Regions from separate parts of the Mus musculus genome. Here region 2 is linked to region 1. A link is a loop called in an ENCODE intact Hi-C map of the cell type or tissue named here. Cell type or tissue: left cerebral cortex. All regions are shown on one strand. Each heading gives the region's core, and the rest is flanking DNA. Links, peaks and the distances in the headings are about the cores only. Region 1 has its middle 57 kb from the start of Gm33029. Region 2 has its middle 160 kb from the start of Tex29.

The links. Peaks named below come from ENCODE experiments on the same cell type or tissue, not always from the same donor. Only the 100,000 strongest peaks of a DNase experiment are listed, where the experiment ranks them.
Region 2: a loop joins it to region 1, with 2.2 times the contacts of the local background. A loop is called at or near these places in 3 of 42 quality-filtered maps.

The regions. Positions count from the first base shown.
Region 1 is chr8:12,174,049-12,191,516 of GRCm38, reverse strand. No RefSeq gene overlaps it. Among named protein-coding and RNA genes, the nearest start is that of Gm33029, 57 kb to the left of the region's middle. In left cerebral cortex, for the core only: no CTCF peak of the experiment used is centred there; a DNase peak (open chromatin) is centred at 8,724.
Region 2 is chr8:11,991,869-12,006,735 of GRCm38, reverse strand. No RefSeq gene overlaps it. Among named protein-coding and RNA genes, the nearest start is that of Tex29, 160 kb to the right of the region's middle. In left cerebral cortex, for the core only: a CTCF peak has its summit at 6,814; DNase peaks (open chromatin) are centred at 4,887 and 6,802.

The DNA.
Region 1 (17,468 bases), core at 5,710-10,709:
CCAGAGCTTCCTGCAGGAAACGTTTCCCTAACACACAGCAACAAGGCAATCCCTGTTTGATCCTTCGCTTTGAAGCTAGCTTGGCATGGTCACTGGCCAGGCAACCATGCAGTGGTGTGGCCCTGCAGAGACTCTGATGTCTGGTGTTCCACCCCACGGCCTGCTTTATGCTCCTTACACATCTGTTTTTTCACCTGCCCATTGAAGCTCTCAGACCCTCTCTACTCCTCAGTGATGTCATTCTCTGGTAGGAAGAGGTGAGGGCCACGGGCACTGAAATCTGCAATAAGCAACTATGTGTTGTCTGCACAGGCAGAGGAGTTGGGGGAGAGGATGGGGAGAATTTTCTCTCTCTTCCCATAGAGTGTCAGGGAGGGTCTCACTTCTTGGTCAGCTGTTTGAGTTTGGGTACCACAATGCTCTTGCTTGCTCAAGATGTGTTAGATGTGGACACACTAGTGATACTCCTTTAGATCACATGGGATATGGGAGTTGGTCCCAGACCTATAAAGTTAACTTCTGCCATGTTCTCTTTAGGCAAGGAGAATCTTAAACCACACTACCTGTGATGGTTTGTATATGCTCTGCCCAGGGAGTGGCATGATTAGAAGGTGTGGCCTTGTTGGAGTAGGTGTGTCACTGTGGGTGTGGGCTTTAAGACCCTCATCCTAGCTGCCTAGAAGTCAGTCTTTCACTAGCAGCCTTCAGATGGAGATGTAGAACTCTCAGCTCTGCCGACCCCATGCCCGCCTAGATTCTGCCCTGCTGCCATCTTGATGATAATGGACTGAACCTCTGAAACTGTAAGCCAGCCCCAATTAAATGTTGCCCTTTATAAGACTTGTCTTGGTCATGGTGTCTGTTCACAGTAGTAAAAACCTAACTAAGACCACCTATGAGGTAGGTACCTTTTTACAGGAGTGGACTTCTTCAGTGTGGCACCTGAGATGGTTGAGCGCATGTCGAGTCCAAGCTGGTATCAAAATGACAGGATGTATTAGCTGATTTTGTGTCAACTTGACAAATGCTACACATCACCCCCTGGGCTGGTGGACCCTGGTTCTGTAAGAAAGCAGGCTGAGTAAGCCATGTAAAGCAAACTAGTAAGCAGCACCCTCCATGGCCTCTGCATCAGCTCCTGCCTCCAGGTTCCAGCCCTGTGTGAGTTCCTGTCCTGACTTACCTCAGTAACGGACTATTACCTGGAAGTATAAGCCAAATAAATCCTTTCTTCCAAACTTGCTTTTGGTGTTTTGTCACAGTAATAGAAACCCAAACTAAGACACCCTTAGTTTCCTTTCTATTGCTGTGATAAAAATATCAGGCAAAAGTAACTTAAGGAAGAAAGAGGTTTTGCTTTGTTTCATTTTGCTTTTTGTATTGTTTGGTTTTTTGGCCTTTGGCTTACAGGTCGAGTTGACAGTCACCATGGAGGGGAAGTCAAACTGTCAGGAGCTGGAAAGAACCAGTTACTTTGCATCCACAGTCAAGAGTAGAGAGTAATGAGTTTATGCAGGCTACATACACCCTGCTTACCCTCCAGATTTTATATGGTCTAGGGAATGGTTCCACCCACTATTACGATGGGCTTTTCTATATCTATTTACATAAACAAGATATTCCTTTGTGGGAATATCTGGAGGATAACACCCTCCCAGGTGTGCCCAGAAGCCTGTCTCCTAGGTCCTGTTGACAACTCTGACTGTTGACAACCCTGACTGTTAGAGACTGTTAGAGAAGGACTGTTAGGTCCTTCTCAAACACAGCAGGGTCATCTCCAGGACTCCTTCCTAATCTTGCAGTTCACCCAGGCACAGCCATGCTAGGAGCACCCACTAGGGTCTACTCCAGCAACATCGATACCATGTGTTTTCTGGACACCAGCAGGATTTGGACAAAGTTGGATCTTACTGCTATTACCACAGCAGGCCTGGCTCCCACCTTCTGCACACATGCACACATGCACACACTCTGCTTTATGGACTCCTTTCCCCAACCCCTTCCATACTTTTGACCACCATGAGGCTTGACAAGTAATGTTTGAATGGCTGTACTTGGCTCTTCTGTGAGTTACTCTCTGAGAGAAGGATCTTATAAAGTCCCCATGATATCTCACAATGTGTCCCCCATAGACTAGCAGTAGGGAAGGGTTTGGCAGGATTGGGCACATGCATATCATACCAACCAGAGCACAATCCGAATGCACTTTGCAAAACCTGGAGGTAATTAGCTGTTAACTTGCTAGTGATCCCAGCCCTGAGCACTGAACCAAGCCCCTGCTAGATGTTCAGCTCCTCTTATTTAACCTTCCTGGATCTTGGAACAGCACACAGCCTATTATCTACACTGCTCTGCATTGTCTCTGCCTGGGAAGAGAACATTAAGCTGCCTTTGAAATCTTCATCCTGCCACTATCTGCATGCATTAGCATATCTTATGATTTAAATCTAATTATCGGAGCTTTCCAAGGGATGGAACTGAAAGTGATCATTGAGGGAGCACTTTAACACTGACAGAAGAGGCCGAGAAAGAGCCAACAGAGAAGCTTCCATACGACCGTGCTTAACCTGAGGACAGATCAGACTCGAAGAGGAAATGAAGGCAACCTGCTCCATTATCGAAACTGCCCGGTGCTCACACAGACCACAGGCTTGTCCCACTGCTGTATCCAGAGATGCTATGCTTGCTGTCACAACAAAAGATCATCATTTTCTCCAAGCAACAGCAACTCCAAGCAAGCATCCTAAACACTGGGCATTTCTCAAAGCAAGCATCACCGCCAAGATGTGTTTCCTGGAGGACTTGTAATGCGTTCTTCTGAGAGGCCAAGCAATTCATTGACCCTGTGCCAAAAGCACTGAGGTGTGACACTGAGTTTGCCCTCAGCTGGGTTTTGCAGGGCAGCTGGAGCCTGTCATGTTAGTCCAAGAAGCGAGACGCTAAGGTCAGGGTCTCAGAATGAGGGTGGAACTGCCTGATGCTGCTCCGTGGTTTGCAGATGCCTTTCTCTCCCAGAACTTTCTACCACCTTCCATTTACTGTGCCTGATACAGTTGTAACACCTCCCTTGTTCACAGACCCCAGTGATCTTGGATTAGGGTCCACCCAGTCTGTTCATTTTAACTTGCTTTTCGTCCACTCTGAACATCCACCTAGAACACAGGCTTTTCAGGTAAGAAAACTGCCCATTCTCTAACAGCCCAACAGCCCAGGGAACGGGCATCTTAGGCATCAGGAAATCAGCTCTACCAATGCCCCCTGTGGCTGCTCAAGGAGATATTTAGCTCCTCCAGGAGAGCTGGAATGGTTGATGTAGTCACAGGCAGGCTCAGCCTAACAGCTCATCTTCTCAGCCCAGGAGGCTCTGCTCTTGGACCACATGCTGAGAGATTGCAAGAGCCCTGCCACACCTGCTTAAGGAGTGCCAGCTCCCATGAAGGGATGCCAACTCATCAGACACATGTACTACAGCGCTCAACCTCCAACTCCTACTTGCCCCCAAGCCCTGTGCCTGGGATGTATCCTAAACAACATGGCATTGTGAAGTAAGATTTTGTCTATAGACAGGCTTCTCATATGAGCACTGAAATGAGGCTTTAGGGGACTGACAGAGCACAGACAGTCATCTCTGCTCAGAACCTGAGGTGCTGACTATTGCCAACAATGCCTCCCCGCTCGTGACAGAAGTTGATGGTCCTGTGGGCCGACCAGCTGCTGCTATGGCAATGCCTGACTCAATGCAGAAGGAGTTGATTGCCTCTGCTTTAGAAGTCTCAATACCTGATAGTGAGCAGGGTATGGCAGAGCCTGACAGCTCATACCATGGCAGCCAGGAAACACAGGCACACTCACACACACATGCACACACACACATACATGTGTATGCACACAGACTCACATGTACACACTCGTCTGCACACATACATGTACACACAGTGCACATACATGCACACACAGTTGTATGCACACATTCTCACACATGCACACATGCACGTGCACACACATATACACTCACACTTGCATGCACACACACATGCATATGCATGCACATGCACATACACGCACACACATGTGTGTGCATACACTCACACACTCACATGCACACACACACTCACACAACAGAGAAGGGGAAATTGAGCCTGTGTTATGTGCCCTCTTCTTCTCCTTTAGCTCATCCAAGCCCTCTGCCTATAGGATGTGCCATACACAATCAGGGTAGTGCCCCTTTAGTCAATCCTCTCTGAAATGCCCTCGCAGAGACACTAAAGGTTTGCTTTGGTAACTTCCAAGGCACCTCTCAACCTGATCAAATTGAGGGTCAATATTAACCATTGCAATTACCAAATTCCCACCTGCAAAACCTTAAGAAAGGTTTATTCACTGACCGTTCCATTAAAATCCTCTCGACTGGCTCAGTATGGCCCAGAACCAAAGACACAGAGTATGAATGGTTCAGAGTTGCTTCCTGAACCTGCCACCCTTGCTGTGCTCAGTGCTTGGAAGGCCATGAGGTGTGGGACTGCATGATGCTGGCCTGCATTACCCTCTGCCCCACCCTGGCTTTCTTCCTTTGATCTCCCTGCTGTCCTCACATGACACAGTGCTGTCTAACATGTAGGGCCCACATTTCCCTCCAGCAAGCTTTCTGGGGTCCCTCTCAGGATCCAGAACATTTTTCTAGAAGCTCAACCAATGTTCTCAGTACACCTCATCTTGTCCCAGGAAGTTCCTGATGACATCAGATTCCTTGGAAGCCTCTTCTACCAATTGCCCTGGGCCTGGCCAAGCATTTGACCTTTTAATGGGCCCTAGATATAGGCAGATGGACTGAGGATCCTAGGTTTCCAGTTCTAGGCAGGACCTGAGCATATATACGTCTGCCTGCTCACTGTAGGCCAATCTAGAGCCACCATAGGTGGCTCCTTCTCAAGCCACAGGGTCAGGAAGGCAGCCAGCTCTGTGTTCTTTGTTTCTTGAAGAACGTAACTCCTGATGCTCTGGAGTCAGGAAGGGCACACTCCCCCCACCCCCGGCTTCTGTTTTTAGCCTGGAGCTGCCAAGATTTTGGATGCCATGGTAATAGGAGTTCATAGAAATAGAGTAGATGATCAGTTGCCAACACAGTCCTGTGCTCTCTGCTCCCTGCATGTGGAGGCTGCAAGGAGCTTCCTTTTACTCTCTTTGTGCACATCTTCCTAACCCACAAGCACAGAGATCTAAGGTTACACCCAGGCCACCCAAGAGGATACAGGGAGGGTCACAACGGCCATTACTACCAGTGTGTACGTTCCTTCCATCTCATGGATCCTCCCTGGGGAGCAACATGAGCCACAGGACAGCCAAGTGTTACAGGACAGAGGGCTCCTAGGTAGGCAAGGTCTTAGGATGGGCCTCCTGACTGTACTCTTCAAGATGTCAAGAGGCTATGGAATATATTAAAGTATTCTTGCATTTTGTGTGGCATGTCCCAACAATTTTCATCCTCTTAGGATGGCCTGAGAGGGGGAGACACTATTGTCACTCAGACCACTGTCTCATTAGGACTGACTTCCTAAATTTCCACATTGACCTTTGCATCAAGAGAAGGTTTTAAATACCCAGCATGGGTCAATGGGAAAGAACTGGTCCCAGTCCTTCCCATGAAGCCACTTCAATTGTATGCTTTCACAGTACTGTGCTTTGATAATCGAGAGCCCAGAATGCAAAATCTAAGGAGGACATATGTAAATACATTAATAGAATAAGATGTGCTATTGCTATTGAAAGGCTGATTGTTTGTTGAAAATACAAGTATCCTTAGCATCCCCAGATGGTTGTCTCCAAAACAGATCCTATGGATCTCCAGATCTGCAGAGGCTCAAGTCCCTGATACAAAAAGGTGTGTAGTTGGGATGGTAGTTTCACTGTCAACCCGACACCTAGGAGGCAGACTTCTAGACACACCTGTGGGAGGATTATAAAGAATGAGGCTAGCCTCTGAGAATATCTGTGAGGGAATGTCTTGATTACACTAGTGGATATGAGAAGACCCAGGTTAACTGTGGGCAGGAGCACTTCCTAAGCATGCTAAGCATGCCCATGGTGGAATGGAAGCCAGAAGGACCTATGAGCCAACACAAACCTTTCTCCTCTTGAGTTGCTTATTTTATTACAACAACAGGAAAGAAACTAAGATACTAGTGCAAGCTACACACATCCCACCCATCCTTAAATAATTCCACTGTGACTTAACAAAACTCACTGTAAGTCCTATGGGAACAGCTGTCCCGGGTCCCTCTTAGGGAGCAGAGACAGCAAGAGGCTGTGTGTGCTCAGTGTGGATGCAGTTTTTTTTTCTTCTGATGCTTTCACCCATGGCTGATGGGTGAGTTGTAGAAACTCCCCTGTCCCTGGCCTCTCATCACAAGGCTGCATGGCAGAAGAGCTGCCTTCTCCCCACAGCGGAACTCTGAGGATGAAATGACCTCAGACTTCCCCAAATGCGGACTTTCAGTAGTGGCAGAGGCTAGGGTCTCCTCTTTAAGGACTAATGTCTTTCACGAAGGACACCTCAAGCCTTCATCCTCCTGCAGACCATGATAAAACAGGCAAGTCTTTTGGAATTGGTGGGCAGCAAGGTCCAGCTGCCTCTCAGGATGAGTCCTGGACACCTGCCATCTCAGACAGCAGGCCAAGTTCTCCCTGTGGGCTTCAGGAAAGTCTGTATCCTTATGCTCAAACCCCCAGGGTATGGATTCAGAGGGGAGGAAGGGGGAAAGGAGGCCGATGTGTTTTCCTTACATAGCCCTTTGTTTAGAACTTTCTTTTGGAACAAATCATTCTAGTTGGATACAGTTAAAGTAATCCCGGCACAATGAATGCAATAATTTGGGGACAATGGCCTGAGGTTTTACAAGGTTACAGGCGCCCAGCAGGTTGGGCCACCATGCTATTTGTAGGAGGCATTCGGTTGTACATCCAAACCTGATTATCACGTTCATTAACACAATCAAATGCTGCACTTGGACACAGCCCACCTCGCCTTCTTTTTTAAAACCCATGAATAGAAATACAAACCTGGTCAATTATCCCCCACCGAGCTACTCCAGCTTTCGGGATTGGTAAAGCAGTTGCTTTCATAGAGCAATGTAGCAGATAACAGCAATAGATTGAACGGCTCCACTATAGACTGCTCATTATCACGGCGCTTAACTTCATCTTTAGAGTATTATGCATTCCTTTGGTTTCCTTCTAGAAGCCTGAGCCATCCGGTTAGCTGGGTAACAGAGAGGTGAGCACCCCAGCCAGCATTCTGGGAAGGATGGTGAATGTGTCCTTTCTGGGGTTCAGGTTTCAAGACCCTGCCCATGCACTTCCCAGCTTAGCTGGCCTTTGGGCTCCTCTTGTCTCTCATTGGCTTATCTGAATTAATGAACTTTGCATCTCTACCTCTTAACCTACATACAGCAGGTGTGTCCGGCCTGCAAACACTGCCGTATAATATGATTATCTTCAGATGTGTACGGTGGCATCCATAGCTATCCTGGGCTACATGCAACCCACAGGCTGCAGATAGGACATACCTGTTCTGTTAGATGGTGTCTGATCTATCCCACAAAGCGTGCACAAGGTAAATAAATAAATAGACTAGAGAGACTAGTTACCAAGGAGTAATAAGGTAACTAGCACAGCTGATAACTGTATCCCCCCCCCACCACCACCAAAGACCCAAGGCTGCTTCCAGTGAAGCACATTTTGGTTGATGGTTAGGTAGCAGAGTCAATGCACAGTAACCCCAAAGATGGCCAGTTGTGGGCTACAACCCCTCAATTCTGGCTCCCATTGGGTCTATAAGCCACATATATCTTGCTACAGCTTCTAAGGACGGTCACAGCCAGAAGACTGATCACACCATAATTCCACTGGGTTCCATCTGATATGAGCAGGCCAACTTGGCAAATTCTAGTAATGTTCTGGGGCAGTAGACAGCACACAACACAGTTCCATTTAACAACTGTGTGCATGACAAACCAGCAGGGCCACTCTTGAACAAGATCCACAGCAATTAAGTGCTCAGGATAATTGTGTAGGCTTATCAAGAGCTCACCCATTTGTCAGATGACAATCTCCATGCCCCTACACACACATACATGTGCCCAGAGGCCTGGAGCTTCTGTTCTTGCCCAGTGGCTGACATGCTAGGCCTCCTGGATGATCTTTTGAATGCAGAGACCGTTGCAAGGAACTGCAGAGATAGAAATGGTGGGACGAGACTTGCTTCCCCTTTCCCCGGGCAACAGAAGAGACAAGCACCCTCAGGTGGCGTGGAGGAGTGGGTGATAAAGTAAGACCCTGTGGTCCTATGCAGCCCCTGATCCTATCTTGTTTTGATATATTTTCCACACCAAAGCAATAATCCATGTCTGAGACCACTCTTAGGATATCTTAGAAGAAGATCTGAGCAAAATAGCCTGAGAAACATCATCACATGAACTTCCTTTATAAATAAGAGCTGAATTACAGTCCTCCAGGAAAGCACCTTGTAAGGCAAATAACCACAGAGAGAGAGAGAGAGAGAGAGAGAGAGAGAGAGAGAGAGAGAGAGAGAGAGAGAGAGAGAGAGAGACTTCTAAGTCTGTCAGGCTCTGCTGGGCTATTACAGTCATGGGCAAATTTGCCATTTGAACGGTTTCTAAATGTGCAATGCAAGCCCAAAATGCATGCACCCCCACCTCGCACCACACATTCTGGAACAGCTCTGCCTGGTGAGTACATCTTCCAGTTCTATTTCAGCCCTGGCCACCTCCCCTTCTACTTTCTTTCTGTGAACTGCCTTGTCTAGGGACCCCAGGGAGGCAGAGTCCCTGCTTTAGTGACAGGTCTGTCCACAGTGAATAACTCCTCAAGACTGAGCCAGACGTACTATTTTTTAAAGAGTTGGATGTAATACCAGAAGGGACTTTCAGGAGAGAGACAGCAGATGTAAGTGACAACTAAGTGGAAGTGCTCAAATAAAACAAGCAAATGCTGGAACACACCAGCAATGTTCTCAGGGATCAAAATCAGCGGGTTCCACAAGGCAGCAAAGAGGCACAGCCCTGGGATGCCTAAGCCAAGAATGCAGAGGGGCAGTGAGGGGGAGAGCCAGAATTCACAGAGCATCAGAGATGTAGATCCAGTCCAGGGCTGGAGAAGGGAAGACTGGGATGCCAGAAGAAGGTTAGAACAAGACGAGAGAAACATCAGACATAATCACAGCTGAGAGGGTCCTCTGAAGTCACAGACCGTGCACACCTAACATCTACTAAGCTCAGAAAAATCCCAGGTAAGGTGATGCTGAAATAATTAAAACCAAAACAAAATCCACACCAAGGCAGTACACTGAGCTGCTGCAAACAAGATGCAGAACCATGAAGGCAGCCATCGCAAAGAACCATGGTAGGCCATGGACCTAGAAATGGGAACTGCAGTGTGATTGGCTGCCAGGGGCTGCAGTGAGGCAGGTGGATGTGCTTATAAAAAGATAAAGAGATAAGGGATATGTTCTATGTGGGTGTGGTGAGGTTTGGGGGAAGGGGATGTCTCAGCCAGCCCATGCCGTGTGGCATCCCTTCCCCGAGGGACCAGCCACACGATGGTATAGTATAGAATAGAATTTATTCAGGGCATGGGGAGGGGAGCTAAGAGGGTAGTAGAGGCAGAGAAAGGCAGAGGGAGAATAGAGAAGTAGAGGCCAGTCATGACCACGTGAAGAGAGAGGGGAAGGGAATAGGGGAGAGGGGAAGGGAAGAGCCCAAGAAGGGAAGAGAGAAACAAGAGAATAAGAGAACAAGAGAGCAAGAGAGGGAGGAGGGGGCAAGCAGCCCCCTTTATAGTGGGTCAGGCCTACCTAGCTGTTGCCAGGTAACTGTGGGGGGTGGAGTTTAGACAGAATGCTAACACAGGTGGGGTACAGAAGTCAGGACAAGAGGATGAAGAGGAGCAACACCTTTAAACTGCCAGAGGAGAAAACAGCAGTCGGAACTCTGTACATGACAGCATGCTTCAGAAATGAAGGAGAAATTGTTTCTTGGGGAAAAAAAATTCTTACAAGTGTAAAGGCTAAGGAGACAGATTGAAAATGTACAAGGAGACTGTACTGACTGACAGACATGAGGAACCAAGGACACCAACTGAAGGGATAGAGATATAAACCTGTCAGAAGCCTGCTGAGAAAACACAGTTTTGGTCACAGTGGCCACTGCTACCCTACCCAGGGTCTAGGAAGAACATGTCCTCCCTGCCTTTCACCCTCATCTATTAGAGCCACAAACCCTCAAAGTCCACTGACATCACATGACTTGGGCAACTTGAGATCTTCCTATTCAGCTTTCTACAAAACATCTACATCCCTGCTCTGAGGAAAAACTGTGTATCTGTAACGTTTCATGACCAGGACAAAAACACCCAGAAAGTGTCATGTCAAAGGGCTTTGACTCATTGTTTCAGATGGTTCAGTTCCTGGTCACATGGCCACTCAGTCTGAGCATCACAGGGCTGGGGACAGATGCGGCTCCTCACCGTGCAGTAGACAGACAGGAAGCAGAAAGCAAGAGAGGGGGGCTCCAGGGTACTACCCTTCCATGTATACACAACTACTTCCTCCAGTATGCCCTATCTTTTAAAGTTTCCAAAACTTCCCCCAAATTGTGCTAAATTGTGTCAAATTGTCTCCAATTCAAAGACCAAGAGAGCTACTACTTGAGATGCTCAGGGGAGAGAATTGTATATCCAGCCATATACACAGTGTATGTAGAAGCAGAGGTTTTCACAAAATAGCATTGAGGCAGGAGGAGGGATTGGAGAAAGATTATTGTAAGAACCTATGAGCTGTGCTCTCTTGAAGGTGGACTGGTGTACGCTTTTAAACCTAAACAACTTATGAAAGAAGCGATACACAAGGAAGAAGTGACCAGTCAAAAGACAAGGCACCATGACCTCATAAAAGAACCTCAGGGAACAGATGAGGACCTGTGAGAAGCAGGAAAGACACATGTTCCGGTAGAGAGACAGAAAACGGCAGAAGAATTCCACAGAACGTGTAGGGGTAACACCACGCAACTAGTGAGGATTAGTCGAGAACCCTGCGCTTGTTCGGTGCTTGAAGACCAGCCTTCAGAAGTCACTGCCTTGTTCACTCTTCCTGCTGCTGTGGTGGAACACCTTGAGAGAAGCCATATCAGAGGAATCAAGAGTACAGCCCATCCTGGTGGGGAAGTCACCGCAGCCAGCCAGGTCACACCATGTCCACAACCAAGAAGCAGACAGCAATGAAGATCTGTGCTCAGCCTAGTTTCCTTTTTATACTCTCCAATCGATAAAGTAGAAAGTAATTGAAGAGGACACCTACTTCCTATGTTGGGCCTCAATACACACGCACTTAAACTTATGTGCCTACACACACATGAACACACAGACATAGACACATATCACCCACTCATACACGTGCAAAAGAGAAAGAAAAAATTATTAGATTGTATTGTAGAAAACTATAAACTCATATTCTGTTTTGTTTTGTTTTGTTTAAAAAAAAAAAAAAACCTAACAGCCAGGCCTGGTGGTTCATGCCTTTAATCACGGAATTCTGGAAGCAGAGCCAACCAAAAGACACAGGCATCCCCTTCAACAGGCTTCTAGAACAGTCTTCAAATAGAAAGAACAGGAGTGGCTACATTGTATCAGTTGTCACAGCATGCACCCACTTCCCTGTGAGCTCCTGGGTGGTGACAGGCTGTGTTCAGGAGGCAGAAATGCTACTCTCAGCTCTCACTGTGGGACATAAGATGGCTTTGGCTTTCAACTTGGTGCACACACACATAATACAGGCATTTATGCGCATATGCGTGTGAATATTTATTAGGCAGACAAACTAAATATTGCCCGTCACACTTTGGGATTCGTTTAATGCGTCAGGTTAGCAAGAACATGGTTCTGTTAGAGACATTCCACCGTGGTGGTGCCTGCCTAGGTCCCAAAGCCCCTTCCCACACACTCCATTTCCTTGTAAAAGTGCCAGCAGGAAGCTGTGACCGAGGAAAACACGCAGCTGGAGTGCTATGAATGAATAACATAGATGTGTGTTATTGTTATTCTTCAGGAAATCTTATGTGGCTCCATTCAAAGGGGAGAATGCATCAAAGTATGAAAGTGATATTAGGCAGATGTTAGACTGGGGTTGTCAATCTTGTCTAAGCAGGTGCTAATGTGTTATAATTATCCCTTCTACACTGGATGTTTAGGATTTGGGTTCCCACCTAGTCAATCACGGCTGTAATTGTTAAGCTGCTTCCGTGGCTCATAAGCTAGGTAATAACCAGATAGGATTTAATATTTGACATCTACCGTCAGTTGCCTTTCTTCTGAAACGCGTTCCCCTATGCCGATATCTGTAGCTTGGGCTATCTTGCAGCTTCGGGGCAAATCAATGGAATGCCCAGAGTGAGGAAGAGAAGGGAGAGCCGCACTGTGAGCTCCCATCTCCCGGCTCTGCCTGCGCACTGGTGAGGAGGGGTAAACAGCCCTCCATGCACAGGGATGTTAGAATGTGAGTGTCATACCTGTAAGAGGAACACTTTTCAAGTCTGTCACCCTTTCTCACCTTCACCGTGGGAGAGGCTACTCCCTTATGCCCTACCCCTGAGGGATGGAGGTGAAGAAGGCTTAAGCACACGGTCAAGGTTAACCAACTGGTCAGTAATGCAAACTTGCAGAACCTCAGTTCGTCTTCTTCTAAGTTGAGGATGAGACGCCGTCCCACTCCCTGGCTTTCATATTGACTTGCACTTCCACCGTGACTGAAGCAGAGCATGAGTGGCTGCAGAGAGATGCCAGTTCCTCATTCACAGGCCAGGCTCGAGCCAGGCTGCGTGCCACTTCCTAGCGATCAAAGGTGCCCTGCTGCCCTTCAGCGTCTTTGTTGTGAAATGGTTTGCTGCAGCAAGGAGTGGGCAACTAAACACCAGCTCAGCGGCGCACCTGAAGAGACATCAGCTGTCACCGTGTAGTGATGGGCTTGGTGATACCGTGACAGTATGTCCACACAGATGGGCACTGCTATCTATGTCCTGAGTGTGTTCAGTAACGGCCGGTCATGGGAGCTGAACGATGCTGCCAGCTGAGGCTGCTCTGGGCCAGCCCTGTTCATATCTCGCTGGTCAAGGGACCATGTGGACATTCAGTATGTGTTGCATGAGTAGCTTGCTAACATCTACAGTGGGACCTGCTAGCTGGTGTAGTGACCCCACCAGGACACTGAAGCTCAAGGAAGGCCTGGAGCTGGGCTACTCAGGAACCTGAGCCTTGTACCTACGAATTGTACCTGTGAATTGTATACAATTTCACCTGGAGCCAAACCCACCTATGTTATCATGGAACTTCACGAAAATCAGCTTCAGGAATGGCACTGGGAAACGCTTGTCCTTGTCCTGTGCTGTTCAAGATAGGGCCACCAAGTCATGTGACTTTACACTTACAAAATGTCTCAATAATAGGACAAAAGCACAGAAGCTGTCTTGGGTGGATGTTCTTAGTGAGGGCTCAAAGATCCCAGAGGGACTGCCAAATGCTATCATGCCGGAGACTGGGTATTCAGAGTCTGAAGGTACAGACAGGTACACACCTATGTATAAACGCATGCATGTGGATATACACATATACAAACACATACAAATACACAAGCATGTAAATGCACATACACAAAATACACATCTATGCATATACATGTATGTATATATATAGCATACACATAACCATTCATAAATAATTAGCATAAATATGTGTGCATATACATATAATATACATATATAGCTATACATAGCACATACCTACACATTCATATTAGCACAAACACACAGTTGCATACACACAATATACAAGCATATACATGCATACATATGATCACATACATCTATAATATATACACCACATATAACATACACACGTACACACACACACACACACACACACACACGGGCGGGTACACATACACTCTCTCTTTGGCATCTGAAATACAGGCAATTAACCCTGGACTAGTCTGCAATGAATCTGAGGCCACTCCTCCATCTTCCTCCCTAGAGCGCTCATGGTCACATGTGTTTTCTACCAGTCTCCTTCATGGCGACCCAAGGGGGTTTGGCTGAGTCCTAACAGTGCTGGCCACTCAAGAGTGTGTGTGCCTGTGTTAAGTCTCTGTTAGACACAGTCTATTGAGTTAGAGGCATTTTGAGAGTGAGCTTACTGTGATTCGGAGGATATTTTCCAAGAGTCAAGCAACTGTCAACATGCCTACTGTGTGCATCTCTATGGCAGTGCTGTGGATGCCTGTCCCTCATGTACAAGTCAACTGTGGGTGCTGCCCTCGACTCTTGGCAGCTGTGAGGGTGCACATGAGACCAGACAAGACCGAGTTCATTAATGCATACCACGGAGTGGGAGGAGTCTGAGTGCCCATGCCTCCAACAATTTACAAGCATCAGTGGTGGCTGGTGGGAGGACTTTTCTTCAGTTGTGTAGCTGTCTGTGAGTTGTGCATGCTTCTGTAAATAAATTCAACATACTCACTGGCCCACAAGCTAGACTTGAATGGAACTGTTCACACCTTCCCAGAAAAAGTCATACCAGGCAGGATGTCAGGGCAAAAGAAAATCAATCCCTTCGAGACAATTTGACAGAAAATAAGTGTCTGCACCAACTAAGACTCCGGTCCTTTGTTAGCAAGGTACTACTGCATTCCCTGCCCTGATCGCACTTCCAGGCAGGTTGAGAGCCTGCAGCAGATCTCTGCCCCTCTCTTCGATCATTCAGTCTCCTCATTTCTCTAAGAAGAGGCTGCTCCAAGGCTTTCTTTGCTTAAAGTTAGATCAGAAAAGACACAGCTCTGACAGCTGAGGGCCATCAAGACTTCAAAGCAAGGAATGGAACGGGACCCAGCCATTTCTCCATAAAACAGCCCATGCTGGAGCTTGGCCACTTTTTAGTAAAACAGGCAGCCCAGCGATCATGCCCTCTGAAACCACTTGGGACTTTTAAGACTTCAAATAAAATGCTATTAGAACACAGAGAGAAACCGTCTAAGCCGATGCGTGCCTAGGGAGATGCCCTTGTGACTTGTACACAGGAAGCGGTGTAAGTGTTGGGAGGACTAACGAGAGCTGTGCACCTCTCAGCGATTGCACAGGGGCCAATGAGACTCTTGTTGGGAACTCCTGCAGATGCTGTCCTTTGGGTGGACACGAGCCAAAACCAATTCTTGGTGTCACTATAGCAGCATACATTTAAGGCAGGAACTCTGAACATGAGAAACAGCGTTTTTAATTAAGCAAGGGGACCCCAAGTTGAGTTTTTAGTGCTGCTATTGGTTGTCTCTTGCTGGCCCATGACTTGTGGCCAGGAGTGTCCTACTCATCGGCTGGAAGAAGTGACTACACTATCCTTGGGGACCTGTCCTCAACCTAGCGGTGTTCTGAGGGGAGTCTGCATAGAACCTGTGGACATTCATCTCTTCCAGGGAACACCAGCTTAGGGAGTCTCAAAGTGGTACCTGGGGCTGAAGGTCCCCAGGACTCCTCAGCCATATAATATAACCTTTGCTCACATGCTCTGGCCTCTCTCTCCCTTCCCCCCAGAACACTGCACATGGCCCCACAGAGAAGCAATGCCAACCTGAATTAACCTGGGTGGCTGGAAAGGCTCACGCACATGTCTCAACAAAATCCTGGCTACAGTTCTGCTTCCACAAGAGTGGAGGATCTGGGGTGACTGATGCCACGCCGTCCTTCCAGCTGGCAGCGGCTTCGGAGCACCGGCACATTTTTCTAAGCAAGTGGCTCATGCGCCTCCCGTTTCTTTCTCAGCCACCATTGTGCTTCAGGCAGCCAGAATAAAATACGCCAAATACTCCTGGCAGAGGTGCCGACAGCTGATGGATGTAACTTCTCCGTGTGTAGTACGTTGAGTGGAGGGGTGAGGGCTGTTTAAAAACGGCCATTTTTCTTCACTTTAACACCAGAGATAAATGAGGCACCTCCCCTGGCGTGCCGACTCACCACTAGTGAAATGTACACACTTCCTGTACACACTTCCTGTACACACTTCCTACTTCCAGATCTATTTCTCCATTCCTCAAGTACAAGTCACAGGAACCTGGGTCTCTGTCACTGTCCAAATAACCCAGGTCAAGCACAAAAAAAACACTTCAGGATGAGGCCGCTAAGGCCATTGTCTCATTAAATTGGAAAGAAAGGGAAAAAATATATCGTGTAAGTTACAGAACCAGATGTCACATTTGTCTAGGACCCCCCCCCCAATCCCTCTGTTTAAACAGGGTGATTAATATCAGTTCCTGTAGGAAATTAGACTCAGGGATGCACAGCAATAAGCAGATAGGCAGATTTCTGGGCAGGGTAGTCATCTCTGGGTACAGCACTGATTAATCTGCATCCCTGGAATACGAAATGAAACACTGGGCTCTCCTGGGCAACAGGAGAGACGAGGTTCCCCTCCTGCAGACAGAGGGAAGCAGGGATACACACAGCCGCAGCATCCATCGCATGTGGAGGGCTGCGTGAGGCAGGGCTCTGGCTTTCAAAACATCATGTCATGTTTGCAGATGCAACTGCTCCTTCCTTGGCTGCCGACAGCTTGATCCCAGAAAGTTCTGCCCCTACCCCACCCAAGGATGCGGAGAAGCACCAATCATTTCTTTCTTAATAGTCCTCATCTATAATCCCCTCCCCCAGGTGTGCATTAAAGGCAAACCATCTCCTCCTCTCAGATCAGCAGCATGGTGGGCAGCCAACCAGTGCTTCCTGGAGCAGGAATCGGCACGCACACCTTTTTTTTTTTTTTTTTTTTTTAATTCAAGACGAAATGAATGGCGAGATTTGTTCAAATATGATGCCAAAAACTTAATTTGCAAATTTAAATGCCTCTCCTCCCAATCCAACCCACTCACCCCTCACTCCAGAACGCTGCTGTGGCCACAGTATCTGGCCTGCAGTGAGCCTAAGATTTTTGGATCAGTGAATAATAATGTTGTTTATTTAAAAAAATATTTACAGCCAAGATGAGCAATGTCACTTTTAGTGGGAATTTTGTAGTTACCAGGCACCCAAGCCTGCTATTCTGAACCATTCAGGGCCTCTCCAATAATTGTATAGAAGTGGGCATTATGCTATATTATTAAGGCTGTAATTTCCTGCTGAATCTGCCGGGATGTTTCTTTTTATCACTTGGCAATTTCTATCTAGTTATAGCATAATTAAGTTTCCTGACCCCTGCTCACTCTTTTAACAGGACGCTTGGAAATATACTAGAATTGCAGATACCAGGCTGATGTCCTCTCTCCCCACACAGTAATGGAATAAAATTATTAATCCAGTAATTGTACAGCACACATTACTTTGCATTGAACGTCTCTCATTCTCATTTTCTGTTAGCAACAATCAGCCAGA
Region 2 (14,867 bases), core at 3,777-8,776, 180 kb after region 1:
CATGGATGCCGGGAGAAAGTCAATGTGCAATTAAGCAGAGCGTGATAAAAAGTAAATTTAATTACAAGGGCACTTAGGCATTTGATGGCTTTGATACGGGCTTCTAAATTGAATGTCGCTTTGGTTATCATTAGAAATTAGAAGTGAATGAACAAATGATGCCTGTACTTAACAGTTCCATTTTTTTCAGGGAAAGAATAAATAAATGAGTGGACTGGGTGCATGAGTCTTAGGTACCAGGAGTATCGGCTCCTGGAGCTAGCAAGTCCCTCAGTGCAGTGTCAGCCATGTCTAGATTCTGCACACTGGAGCTCAGCAAACAACTCAGCCTGGTTCCTCCCAGTTATCTTTTTGTCCTCTGCCCAGCGTGCTGGTCTGTTAATATCTGTGTTTTTTACACATCAGCAGGCAGTATTTCCCCTCTGGGCTCCTTGGAGTAGCTAGACTGGAAGATGAAACACCCCATTTCCAGCGCTGCCTGCTCCCAGTGGGGCATCTGGGCTGGAGCCTCCAGGGATAAGGGTTCAAACTCCGCCTGTGCCCTTAGAGTCTGCTCTGGGCCAGCAGGTCCCCAGTGACGCAAGCCAGCAGGGGGTGGGAAGCTTCAGGAGAAAAGGACATGGAGCAGTAGGGTATGACATTCAAAGCCTGACAGCGTCTCTACCAGCCCTTCATCCTTGGAGCAACGGTGAGATGAACATTTATGTTCATACTGCAGAGTTGAACAGAATCCAGAACAGCCAGCCTTTTGAGCTACATAACAAAAGTATCATGTGCACATGTGGACACACCCAGGTGGGTAGAGCTGAGTCATGGACATGCCTATCCACCATATTCTTTATTCACAATAGCCAAGACCTGGACTCAACTTCAGTGCTCTTACCTAATAAGTGGGCAACATCTGGCCTGTACCCACAGAGATACCAAACAGCCACTGAGGAAAATGAGATTGTGCCATTTGCTGAAAAAAGTGGACTGAACTGGATAACAACAGCACACTAAAGGAAATAAGCTATATTTAGCTTAGAGGTAGAAATTGCATGTTTTTTTTTTATTCTCATATGTGCAACTTAGAAAAAGATTTGCAAGTAGGAGGGGTGTTGGGGAATGAGAAGGGGGCACTGGGAGGAGAGGGGACAAGTGGGGTCATGGGTGGGGAGATCTGACTATAGTACCTTACATGTATGTATAAAAATGTTACCATGAAATCAAGTCTTCTGTACAATCCATACACTCCAATAAAAAGAAATGATACAATTTGGTGTTTTAAGTACCTTGGAATAGAGCAAAAAAATCATGGTGGTGGTTGCAGCACTGGTGATGGTAATGGTGGTGATGGTGATAATGGTAGTGATGATGGTGGCTGTGGTCATGGTGGTCATGGTGACAGTGGTAATGTTGACAGCGGCAACAGTGACATCAGCAGTGACAGCACCGGTGGTACTGCACCATCAGGAGAGGGGTGAGTCTGGTATGAGTGCAGCTCTTCATGACCCTATCCCCATACACACCCCTGAGCCTATCCCCATACACACCCCTGAGCCTATTCCCATACACACCCATGACCCTATTCCTACACACACCCATGAACCTATCCCCATACACACCCATGATCCTATCCCCACACACACCCATGAGCCTATCCCCATACACACCCATGACTATCCCCATACACACCCATGATCCTATCCCCACACACACCCATGACCCTATCCCCATACACACCCATGAGCCTATCCCCCCACACACCCATGAGCCTATCCCCATACACACCCATGAGCCTATCCCCATACACACCCATGAGCCTATCCCCCCACACACCCATGAGCCTATCCCCACACACACCCATGAGCCTATCCCCACACACACCCATGAGCCTATCCCCATACACACCCATGACCCTATCCCCATACACACCCATGACCCTATCCCCATACACACCCATGACCCTATCCCCATACACACCCATGAGCCTATCCCCCCACACACCCATGAGCCTATCCCCACACACACCCATGACCCTATCCCCATACACACCCATGAGCCTATCCCCACACACACCCATGACCCTATCCCCATAAACACCCATGAGCCTATCCCCACACACACCCATCCAAGAAGCTATCTTCATAAGCTTGATTTGCTGGAATGGAGATGAATGGTAGGGCTGGCAGATAGACCCTGGCCTGACACCACATGTTCCTACTGGAAGCAGAGCTGTACCCTCCCACGGCTCTGCTTCAGGGCCTGCCTCGTGTCACAGCTGCCACTTCTAATAAGACTCTGTGCCCAAAGCTTCACTTTGGAAATACCCGCCGTGATTAAACTGAGAGAAGCCAGTTTTCAATGGATCCATCACCTCTAGGTCTCCTTCCCAGCAATTGTTGGACTGAGCAAAGGCGAGAAAGTCTCAGGGCATCTGCAATGCCAAACTATGCAAATCTGAGCGGCCTGTAATTACTGCCAGAACCGGAACCCAGAATTGTATGACTTCTGTGCATTTCAGATTTCTACCAGAGGACTGCATTAACAGAGCACTCCTTTCTTGGCGGCATTGAATTTTACCTAATGTGATTCCATTCTGCAGTCTTTAGAGATGCAGATGAGGCCAGCTATAACACACCCAATGCAAAAGCTGTTTTTGCTAAATCATATCAAAATGTTTCGTGGATCACACCAAAAAGTGTTGATATATGGAAATTGCTCTTTTGCAAATGCTGTCCTTAAAATCCAAATGGTATGTTTTGAATGTCTTCTCTCTACACCACACCCTCCCCGGCATTTGTGGGAAATTAGTGGAAATGAGTAATATATTAATATCCATGCTGGCAGGCACAGAAGCACAATGGCCAGAATAACGTTCAGTTCACTCTAAATAAAAGATGGTTCCGAGCCACCCTGGTAAGTGAAGTAGCAGAAGCCACATCTGGGCCTCACTTGTAAGCAAAGAAACAACTAAGTGTCATTGCCACTAATCATATAAATTCATAATTCTTATATGCCTCAGGCTGCTCTCTCTCTCTCTCTCACTCACTCATACACACACACACACACACACACACATACACTCTTTTGGGAGAGGTAAGGAGAGAGAGAGAGAGAGAGAGAGAGAGAGAGAGAGAGAGAAAGAAGCCAAATCCTGACCCTTTCTGCAGCACAGGTACACAATAGCTTTGTGGCTCAGTGACATGAGCTCCCTGGTTAGGGCTGGAAGCGTGGAATACTGTCTGTTTCACATAGCACCTTCTTAGTGTGGGATACTGTCTGTTTCACACAGCGGCTTCCTAGTGTATAGAATACTGTCTGTTGTCATACAGTGGCCTCTTAGTTTCTTTAAGCAGACTGAGAACTCCAACAGACTCTACTGTGTTGTGTAAATTCACTGTTGTAGGTCTCCTGCAATGAATGAACTGTTAGATGACTGTGGTTACAAGGAGCCACAGTGGCCTGACGGCAGTGCCTGGAAGTACTCAGAGCATCCCCCCCCCCAAAAAAAAGCAAGGTACAGTGAGGGTGGGCATGCTGAGATGCTGGTGGTCTGACCAACTTCAGGGAGGGAGTCAGAGGGCATGAAAAGCTGGTTGAAGGGTAACTTGGAAAAAAAAAAAAAGGTGATAAAAACAGGCATTTGGAAAAAACAGCCGGAACTGTAGTGGAGAGAAAATTATGGAATAGATGAGGCCAAAGTCCTGGGTACAGTGTCAGCCATCAGCCATTAGCAGTGGTTGCTCCCCCATGAATCATAGGACTTGGTCAGAACTCGCTATGTTCAGCCTTTTAAAGTTACTCTGCCACCAACCGGATTGGGCTCTGTGCTCTGAAAGCACAAAACAGGGTGACCAGAAGTAAGCCAGAAGCAGGTAGCAGGTCTCCACACCACTATTCAGTGATTGGCAGTTAAAGTTCCATGATATTAACTGGCCGCTGCTTTGGGCGAGGAGTGGGGGATGGTTAATGTCCACTAACAAATTACAATAGGCTCAGGATTGGTCAGACTTTGTTGTTACTGGTGGGTGCCTGTGTCACCTTTGATCTTTTCTATGCTTTTCTCTTTTCTTCTCCTTTCTTTTCTTTCTTTCTTTTTTCTTTCTTTTCCTTTCTTTCTTTTTTTTTTAAATTTTTTTGAGGAATCGCACGGCTCCCGAGGGGTATCCCCCAGTCACTCAGCTTACCTTGACAGAGGGACACGCCTGGAAAAGTGGCTTAATGTATACAGATGGTTCCATTGGATGGCCCTTATCTAAGAGACTCAAATCACACCCCCTACATCCGGGTCTCCATCCCAAGCCTGCTGCCCCAGCATTACTGAGCACGGTACCATACCAGACTGCCTCCAGGCAGGAAGCTCACACAAAACCTCTCTCAAGCCCTCAGCAAGTATCTTCCAGGAGAAAGAGAGAAGGCCCCGAAAACCACAGGAAAATTATCCCTGCTTTATAGTATGTACCCAGTTGCCACAACCAACAGTCACCCACTGTTTATCAGGTTTGCTCTTTCATTAATAATTTAATGTTTAAGGGGAAAAAAAAAAACCAAGCTCTTCAAAGCCAAAAAAAAAAAAAAAAAAATCCATTCAAAGCTAAATAAACTATTTTTTTCCCTCAGAGTTAAATGTCTTTGTATTTTGAAATGCCAGTTCTGTCACGCAGGCTTAATTAAAGCCACTGGATTTAGAGAAAAGGAAGTGTCGTTGGCGAGCTAACCTTGCCGAGCTCCAGCAGCATGAATAGGGTTGAAAATTACCTCCTAATGACTAAGAATATGTGTGCACAGTATCATATTTTATCCCAATGGCGCTTCGAGCTCTCTCTCACGAGTCGTCACTGTGTTTATTTATATAGATTTAATCAGCAGCGAGGACTCTCTCTGCTCAGCATAGACAAGCAGCTCGAAGACAACTGTCACTGTGCATTTCAAAAGTAGCTACTTCAAGCCTGGGCCTGCCAGACTCTTGCCCATAGAAGAGTGAAGGCTTTAGGGCCCCCATGCTACGACACACAGAGCCATGCCCCAACCTTGACCCAGATGGGAAACTGCGTATCATAAGTTTATTCTGCATATGCTGAGGTCCTCAGCCGAGCCCACAGAGAAGGTGTGGTCCACACCTGCTCCTGGCCTGTCTTGGTGCTGTGCTGACATTTTCCTAGGACAGACCCCACAGACAACCAATATTTGTTTTGTCATAAAGGGTGCAGTGAGATTCTGAAGAGCCATGGGGCTGGCCCACCCCCTCCAGCCTCTGTCCTGTCCACTGCCTTCCAGGCCTGTGACTTCACCTGGTCAGGTGACATCTCATCCCTGACCTTACACCTGACCTTTCTTCCAAGCTGAGCCATTTCTCTATAAAACAAAGGATACCTGTGCCCAGCCTGGATTTGTACAGTGTATTATGAAATGCACTCAAGGCCACACACAGCACTTGAACACCATCAAAACAGGGAGGCATCACTGAGAGAAGCCAGATGCCCTGTGGGCCTTGGGAACAAATGCAAAACCCAGCTCCATGAAGCCCACCTGTAAGATCTTCTCTCTCCCTTCCTCAGGATATTTAGAAACCCACAGATTTGAGCCAAGGATGCAGGACCAGAGGGGAGGGGCCAGCAGGAGAGGAGGGGACAGGTGTGACAACATCGTTTAACGTGATCTGCTTATACTATTTTTAAAAACAAGTTAGACTTTGAGTATAGCAGAAACATTTTGTAGCTTCCAGGACTTAGAAATGGGGGCCACAGTGAGTCTTTAAGCACGATGTAGTTATGATGCTGAAAGCTGAGACCACATAGTTGGACCATAAACGAGTGTTTACAGCTGACTCACTCAGATTCCGCAGAAATCGGTCTCAAGGGATAACGAAACGGCTTCCAAAACTCAGAACTATTTGCTAGCCATACTCAGATTATTTAAAATACATTCTTAACTATATACTGTCCACCCCCCTCAAAAAACAAAAACAAAAACAAAAAAAATCACTTGTCTGGATTTTTACATCCAGAGACTTAGTGTTTAGAAACTGATCTGCAAGGATCAGATCCCAGAAGGCAGCTTCTGCTTCCAAGATTTTGCCTTCCACTCCCCACACACCAGCATCCCCTCCGAGCTAACCCTCTGCTCAGAACACACCAGCATCTCCACCACCCTAGCAGTTCCCTGTACATTAGCATATTTTGGCAGAGGTATTGTTTCAGTGTGACCTGTATAATAAGTGTCACATTAGCAACACAACAAATCAAACGTTTGTTAATTTCCCTGGCTTTCCCACACAGCTGGTGGTGTTATCATGTCACCAGATTTTAATTAATATGATAAGTAACACTTGCAAGACAACAGCCTGATTTTTTTCCCCTCTGTGTGCGTGAGGGTCCATGTGCCACCCTCGTGAGCCGCATGTGCACACGCGCTCTTGTGTGTGTCCCCCGTGTGCACGGCCAGATACATGTGCACAGACAAACAAAACAAGGAGAGAAAGCGAGGCCTTCTGAGGACCCTGAGAACACAGTCAGGCTCACACAGTCATATTTTCAAATAAAACTTTCTTTATAGAATCCCCCCCGCCCCACTCCCACTATCCAGGATCGAAGACTGCCATGCCTCGATGAATACTAAAAACTGTGAGAGCATACAGCACAATGCACTCCTTTTCATACCTGGGTGGTTGTGTGTTTAAGGTTTTAGCATTTAAGAGAGCTCCAGAAAGCTGTCTTCAGAGAGGCTTAATTTTAATTTCTTGGCTTCCAGTAGAATAGCAAGGAAGGCATTTCACTCCGCGTCGCTATAGTTCTCGGCCGCTCTAGGGTTAGCCGAAAGTGCCATCTATTTGCAGAAGTCGGAAATGCAGCGGAACCTGGGGAGAAACTCCTTAGCCCAGAGCTCAGCACCTCTCACCGTGGCTCATGGGGACTGGATTCAAACACGGTTCAGACAAATTCTTCAGTCACGAACAGAGGCCGTGTCTACCTCCAAGTGCAGCCCTTGCTGCCCAACAGTACCTGGGCATGGACTGCATTGGATTTCCAATGTTCACAAAGTGTCCATTCAATAAACGGTGATTGGCAGGGCCAAAACCACACCCATAGCCAGATGGTAATGCTGGGGACCCCTGAACCACTTCTGAAGGGAAAGTTCCAAGTGTAGTGTTCAAAATGAGACACCTCCCTGCTGGTGTTTGCTGGTTTTAAGGGCTCTGGAGAAGGGATCTCGTGCTTCTGGGAACAAGCAGCAGACACCTTGGGCCAGGAAGGCGAAGTCCAGGCCACCTTACTGCTTAGCCCTGCATTCTCTTGCAAGCAAAAGGTCCACCCCACTCTATCCCAGCTCCCAAGCCCCAAGAGGGATATCTCTGCCACCCTTGAATGATTCTCTGAGTAGAAGAGATGAGTGAACCACGTACACATGTCCTAGAGAGTTCCATGTGGCAAGTTCCCAAGGCATTACTCACTGAACTGCAGAGCCACGTCCCTTCTGTCCCAAAGGTCCCAGAAGGAATTTCAGAGACCAGGGGCAGACTTTACCATCTCCAGCTGAGTGTGTAAAAATGGGCTCCAATTTCCTTCTGGTGGCAGTCCTGAAGCAGGTTTGCATCTCTCTAGAGTCCTTTAGTCCCTACAGTTGTGTATGCAGAAATGACCTGTCACTGCACTGGAAAACAAACAGGGACCCATCTGTCAGACCAGATGTCCCTCCAAGAAAAGGCACACAACCAACCAAGCACCTCAGGGACTACTGCAGAATAGGGCAGCATGGCCCAGTGTGGGGACCACACTCCCTGATCCCTCCACACTCCACAGCTCCACTGATGCCCGTGGTCCTCTAGCCTTGGTGAGCATGGTCAAAAGAGACAGATGCCCTGCACTGCATCCTAGGTAACACAGCTGCCTATGGCCTGAACATTGTGATTCCAGAGACCCAGGCACTGCAGACATGACACGTGGTCCACGCTAGCTTCACCAAGAGGCCAACACATAAGGCTGAGTGAGTTGCCCCCAGCAGACTGTTCTGAGATTTGTGTTTTACCGACATGTTCTGAAGGGGTGAGACTGGGCTATAAAGGAGGAAGGGTGGGGTGGGGCAGGGAGGAGAGAACATAGGGGTGTAGAAGGGTATAGGAGGAAGAAAATAGGAAGGGAGAAAGGTGAAAAGAAAAGGGAGAGGGAGGAGAGGGGGGAGAGGGAATCCACAGAAGACACCCCAAAGGCATGATAAAATAAAAATATAAGCCTGCGTATTTTCTAAGAATAAATCCGGATTTGTAAAATCTCCTGTCCACTTACCGTTATCCTTTTCTCCCAGATAATTGAGGGGGGAGTGGGCATGAGAGAGAGAGAGGAGAGGAGGGACCCCACCTTCAGGAGCTTGAGACAGCATGCCCACAAGGGTATTTTAGAGCGAGCCTAAGACCCCATCAATTCCAGGGCTCACTCTCATCTGTGTCCCACTAAGACAGAAAGTTGCCTCAGGTGCTAAGTTTGAAGCTGTTGAACGGGAAATGGATCTTATCACAAATGCTGTGTGATAGTAGACAAATATTCAGAAATTAAGTAGAAACAGTAGACCCTCACTCGCTGTGTTGTTAAAGGCAGAAAAATGCGAAGAAAGGCTAAAAGGCCCACAGGTGGAACTGCCTCCAGCTGCTAACACAGGCTTTGGTGCAGTGGGGGGAGGGCGTCCTCTGTGCTGGGAACAGCCTGGGAACCAGACCCTGTCCACAGCACTCTGAAGGCCGGCAGTTCTAAGGTAGCTGATGATAAAGGAAGACTGTGCACTCTTGGTTAGGGTTTTGTCAGCCTGTGTAGTTAAAGTTCTGCAAAATCACACTTCTGAAGCAACCATCGCTTCTCTGTCAGCAGGACGGCCACTGGACTGACCCACGATGTGACATCCACAGAGGAACAGAGCAAGGTTCTATGAGGGAACATGGACCAATCCTGTACCCGTGGCAGGTGCCTATGACAACAAACCAAGACAAAGCTGGGCTTCCCTTCCATACGGGGCCTCTGGCATACTGTAGATGCTTCTGGAACCACCACTGCCCTGACCACCTGCTGAGAGGTATGTCCTTTTAACCCATGACCTCACATCAAGTTTTGCAAAATGGCTCATCCAGAAGCAGAGAGGAAGAAGAAAGAGCAAATAGGATCGTGCCCACGGCTTCTCAGACAATTGCCAAACATCTCTCCGTAGTCCAGCCATTTGATTTTACTTCCTATTGCTATGGTAAAGACCATGGCTGAAAGCAGCTCAGGTAGGAAAGGGTTTTCACACAGACGTCTCACTAGCACGTTATCATGGAAGGTAGTCAAAGCAGGAACCTGGAGGCAGGAACTGAAGCAGAGATCATAAAGGGGTGCTGATCCTGCCCAGGGGTAGCAGTGCCCACAATGGGCTGGGCCCTCCCACATCAGTCATTAATCAAGGAAATGCCTCACCCCCACCCCGTGCCTGTTACAGCAGCATCAAGTTAGCGAACTAACCATCACACAGGTGTTTCCTTTCTCCTTCACGGCCAGCCTTAAGTGTCACCCACACCACAAAGCCAGCTCGGGGACACCAGAGGAAGGGACTTTTGTCCCCACACAATGCGGTATGCCTCCGATAATTGTAATGATTAGCCTGGGACTGAACTGACTGTGGCATTCACCTCCTTTCTCATGCCCAATCTACTGCAAACGAGCAGGTGCGTTATTATCCCAGGGGCTGGAGCAATGCAGTCATCCTTGTTCTGTTACACCAGAGGGACCTTGGAAGGCATATGGCAGCCTGCCCTTGAGCTGCCAATTCCATCGCCAGATGCACGTGGTTAGAGCCAGCTTCAGTCTGTGTCCACTGAAGACACCTTGCTGTACCTCCTCAGCTTCGCCTTTCCCTTGCATCATGGGATCCGGGGTAGGACACATTACAACTTACACACTCTCAAGTTTCTGCTCCCTGCTAGGAAAGATGCAGCCAAGTTATACAGAGATATACTTAGGCATCTGTGAAGATTAGCTCTTAGGGTGGTTTGCAAAGTGTGAGTAGGTCACCAGAACTAGAGACAGTCCTCATGACAAGGACTCAAAGAGGACAAGCATGAGGTGTGAAGATCCTCCTGGAGAGGATCCAGATGGGGAGAGGAGGGTCTCTCTGAGGCCCATGTTACGCTGACCTCCCTCAAGGTATAATTCTGAGTATATAAAGAACTCGGAGAATGTTCTAGTGAGACAAGCTTCTAACACACCTCCAACATCAGCAGAAGCACGAGTGTGGAACAGCGCATCCTGGAAACACACAGGCTGTGTCTTGCATCTTTTCCAAGGTACAGCAGGGCCACAACTGCATGGCTGTGCCAGTTGTGTGAACCTTTGCTCACACGGGGCTTTGTGAGAGACAGAGATGGCTTCCTGGGATGAACTCAGGCGAGTCACCGCCAACCTCACGCTCCTCACCTGTAGAACAGAGACAGGACAGTGTGTGCTTCTAGTGAGGACTATGCGAAGTGATATTTGTGAACATGCAAACTCTAGGTAGAAAGGGGGTACAGAGAGGGGACTCCATCTCTAATGCTTGGGTAACACACACAGAGAGAGTTCTATTTTGTGAGACACTGGGAAAATCAAGGAATTCATCTCCTTCTTACTCATTTCAGTTTTCCAGTGAGCCTTCTGTTCACCCACCCGTTTACCCACTTATAGATAAATCTATTCATATAACCGTCTACCTATCCACCAATACTTCATCTGTCATCCGTCAATCATATATCCAGCCCCTCATCCTCTAACCTGATGATCTGATTATCCGTGTGTTCACCTATCCACTGCCTGTCCATCCACCCATGCACCTAATATTTATCTCAGCTATTGATCTCCTTACCTCCCATCTTATTATTCATTCATCTATCCTTACAGTACATCCATCTATCCATCCACACATCTACTTACCCATCTCCCTGCTCATTAATCCATTTATCCATCTATCCACAGCCCATATATTCACCCATCTGGGTATCTACCCATCTGCCCATCCATCCATCTGCCTGTCCATCCACCCATCTGTCCATCCATCCATCCATCCATCCATCCATCCATCTGTCCATCCATCCATCCATCCGTCCATCTGTCCATCCATCCATATGATTATTCATTCATCTGCCCAACAAGTACTGAACACCTCCCAAGCCCAAGCCCTGCTGAGTCCCAGTCTGTAACACTGAACAAAATACACCAAGTCCTGTTCTCATGATACTCACTGACCAGTAAAGGGGCCAAACAATGCACAAGTCAGCATCAACGCATACACATTACATTACACGTGCAGTGTGTGCTCTGGAGGGAAGAAAGGGCAGGTGAAAACGTGAGAGCTTTGTCAGGCCTCATCTGAGGAAGCAGGAGGTTAAACACTGGGTTGAGACAGGGGAGAACTTGAGAGATGGGTGGGCTGTGTGGTAAGAGGGACGGGTAAAAAAGAATCCTGTAGGGTTACTGTGTGGTTTCCTGTCACACTAGGGTAAGGTGGCATGTTCTCTCACGTTCTGGGCCTGGAAGCCTGAGGTCAGGTTTTGGCAGCTTGGTCCATTCATGGCCTCTCTACCAGCACCTGGCAGTGATTAGACATCTGTGGCTTTCCTCAGCTAAGTCATCTCTCTGTCTCTGACTCCATCGCCCTTCCTGTGTGCCTCTGAGCCTGGTTTCGTCTCTTCTCATGTGGACATCAGAATTGTGCATGGCTAACCCTAGACAGAAGTGCCTCAGTCTAGCTTGATCACGCCTTCAAGGTCTTATTTCCAAGTGAAATGACCTCCCTGAGTTCCAGGACTGAGGACATCAATACACAATCAATCTACCATAATGGATGAACAGAGGAGAGGCCAGTAGCTGAAGCAGCGGGCGGCTGACACTACGGGCCTGGCAGGTTCTACTGGAAGAGAGGAAGAAAAGAGTAGGAAAGTGAAGTCTGAATGCCAGAGAAGGAACTTGCAGTCTTCAGTACCAAACCATATCTTAACCTCCTATTGTAGAGGTGCAATGCAAATCAGTAAGGGACAGTGGTCACCAAGACCGTAGCTCCTCTCCAGTGCATGGCATGGTGGCTATGAAGGGAAAGTGTATGCTTTGGATGTGAATGCAGCAGGCTATAGCTGAAGTCAGGATGGGTGAACACAGAGTTCAGGCTATCTGGCGTTCCACCTGTCCCTCACGGAGGGTAAACGCTATACCACATCCTCCTCCCAGCTGGCCCCACCTGAAATCCTTTGTGAGGCGTTGGTTTATAACAGTGTCCTGTAAGGTCATATTGAATGCTTGAGTTTAGTTTTTATCTTAGTGTATGTGTGTGTGTGTGTGTGTGTGTGTGTGTGTGTATGTCTATACCATAGAACTCTTTCTTCAGGGCAGCATGGCTACCCAGCTCCATCCTCACACACAGGCCATCCCTTTTTCAGTAACTTGTGTTCCTTTTCTTCCTAGGTCCTGTGCCCATGCTGGACATCAGCAAGCATTTCCTCTCACACAGAGCTAAACATCCATCGTGGGTTCATATTAAGCCAGTAAGCGATTGGACAGTTACTGTGGGAAGAGCAGCCACACATCCAGAAGCAATTCTGCCTAATTCAATAATGTTATTTCAGAGCTGCTAAGGGTTGATTATGTAATATTCTAGACCCTTTGTGGCAACTCAGCCCAGAGATCATTAGTGCTAAAGATACCGTGCTATGCTGCAAATGGCACAGAGAATTGCCTCCTGACACTGGCGGCACATGGGAGCAGAGGCTCCTTCTCTGGGCAAAGGGAGACAAGCTGGGTTGTTTATGTAATGCCGTAGTGACTACATGTGACTATATGTGAATTATATTTTCACATATGTGCTCCTCCGAACTGCTGCTTCTCTTCCCCAAGCCTTTGTCTAAGCGTCATCTTCTCAGAGATACCTCACAGCCTCCGAATCTCTAACACTTTGTGGGATTCTTCCTGTTCAACCATTCCTCAAGCCCTTCACATCGCTCATGACTACAGCAGCCCTCTACCCATGGACTCCACATTCACAGAGTCCACCAATCACCGGCCAGATCAGAAGAGAACATGTCTAAGTGAACACTGACAAACATTTCCATCACCATCTTTCCCTAAACCCTCACGAGTAATCATGGGTACAGTGAGAATCAAATTCTTTGGGATGTTGTGGTTCTGATATAAAAGAACCCATGGGTTTGAAGGCTTGGCTGTCAACTGGTGGTGGTGGTGGTGGTGGTGGTGGTGGTGGTGGTATAGAAGGTTGCAGAATATTCTGAGGTGCAGCCTCCCTGGAGGAAGTGAGTCACTGAGGTGAGACTTAAGAGGTGATAGCCTATCCCACCCCTGCTTCCTGATCATGCATGGACAACCAGCTGCTGGTTAGTTTTGACTGTCAACTTGACACAACCTTGAGTCACCTAGAAAAGGTCTTGGTGAAGAATTGTCACTATTGGGTAGGACTACAAGTACATCCATGGGGAATTAGGGGATTGTCTTTTTTGTTTTTTAATCAATTTTATTTATACGAGCACACTGTAGCTGTCTTCAGACACACCAGAAGAGGGCATAGTATTCCATTACAGATGTTTGTGAGCCACCATGTGATTGCTGGGAATAGAACTCAGGACCTCTGGGAGAGCACTCGGTGCTCTTAACCGCTGAGCCATCTTTTCAGCCTAAGGAATGTTATAAGTAATTGACTTAGCCCTCTGTAGGTGGCATCACTCCCTAGGATGATGGATGTCAATGGGGAATTGTCTTAAGTAACTGACCTCTGTGAGTGGCATCAGCCCCTCATAGGATGGATGTATGAGTAGAGAAATTTAGCAATCAGACAAGCAAGCAAGCAAATGAGGGTGTGTGTATCACATCCACTTCCCCTGTCCTTGACTGTGATTATGATGTGACTAGTTACTTTAAGTGCCGGCTACCTTGACTCTCATGTAGGGATAAAACCAAGTTAAAACCTTCTTCCCCTAAGATGCTTGTCGTTGGGCTATTTTAGGTCAGCAATGAGAGGGAATGGGAGCGCCCCTCACATAGCTTCTTGTAGCACAGCAAGAAAGAAAGGTTACTGCAAACATCAGAGGTGATGAGAACAGGTTACACATTGACATCATGCTACCTGTGCCAGAGCCCTAGACATGATTTGGGTATCTGTGGGTTGTCCTAGATTCTGTCTGCTTAGATTCTAAGGTAGGACTAGATTTTTGTTATTTGTATTTGTTTCATACCTGTTGTTTCTACCTCTACACACACAAACACAGACACACACAGAGACACACAGACACACCATACACACACACACAGAGTTATAGGTGTAAACAAGGAGAGCGACCTCGCTGTTCATCACTTGCGAGTGCCAAGTACTAACAGTGAATGATCTGTCCATAAGGGAAGTAGAGGGGGTTTCTGCCTAGGCACCCTCTCTGGCTCAAATAAGGGTGCACATGTTCCAATCCCACCATAGTGCTCTGTAGACCTGTCTGATGTACTGTGTACCTACAGCCGTATGTGCTGAGAAGCCGGTCTCAGCAGCTGCCCTGGCCTCACTCCTACCTCATCCTTCCCTCAGACCTGCCCGAATGCCACCTCCACCCTCTTCTTTCTCAGTTCCTCAGAACAATCTCAGAGACCTCATTTGCCCCTTGAAGACAACAATCAGAGGGAGCCAGCATTCATCTCTGTGCCAAGTGTGAACCCTTAGAGCAAGGTAACACCCCAAGGCTCATGGCAGGTTACTGTGTTAGTCATTTCTTGGCCCATTCACTTGTGCATGCACTACATGTGTTCATGCATTGACATGCATCCTTGCATGTGCCCACATACGTAAGCATGCATGCATATGTGTGTGTATGGTGTGGGTAGAGGTATGTCCATGAATGTAAA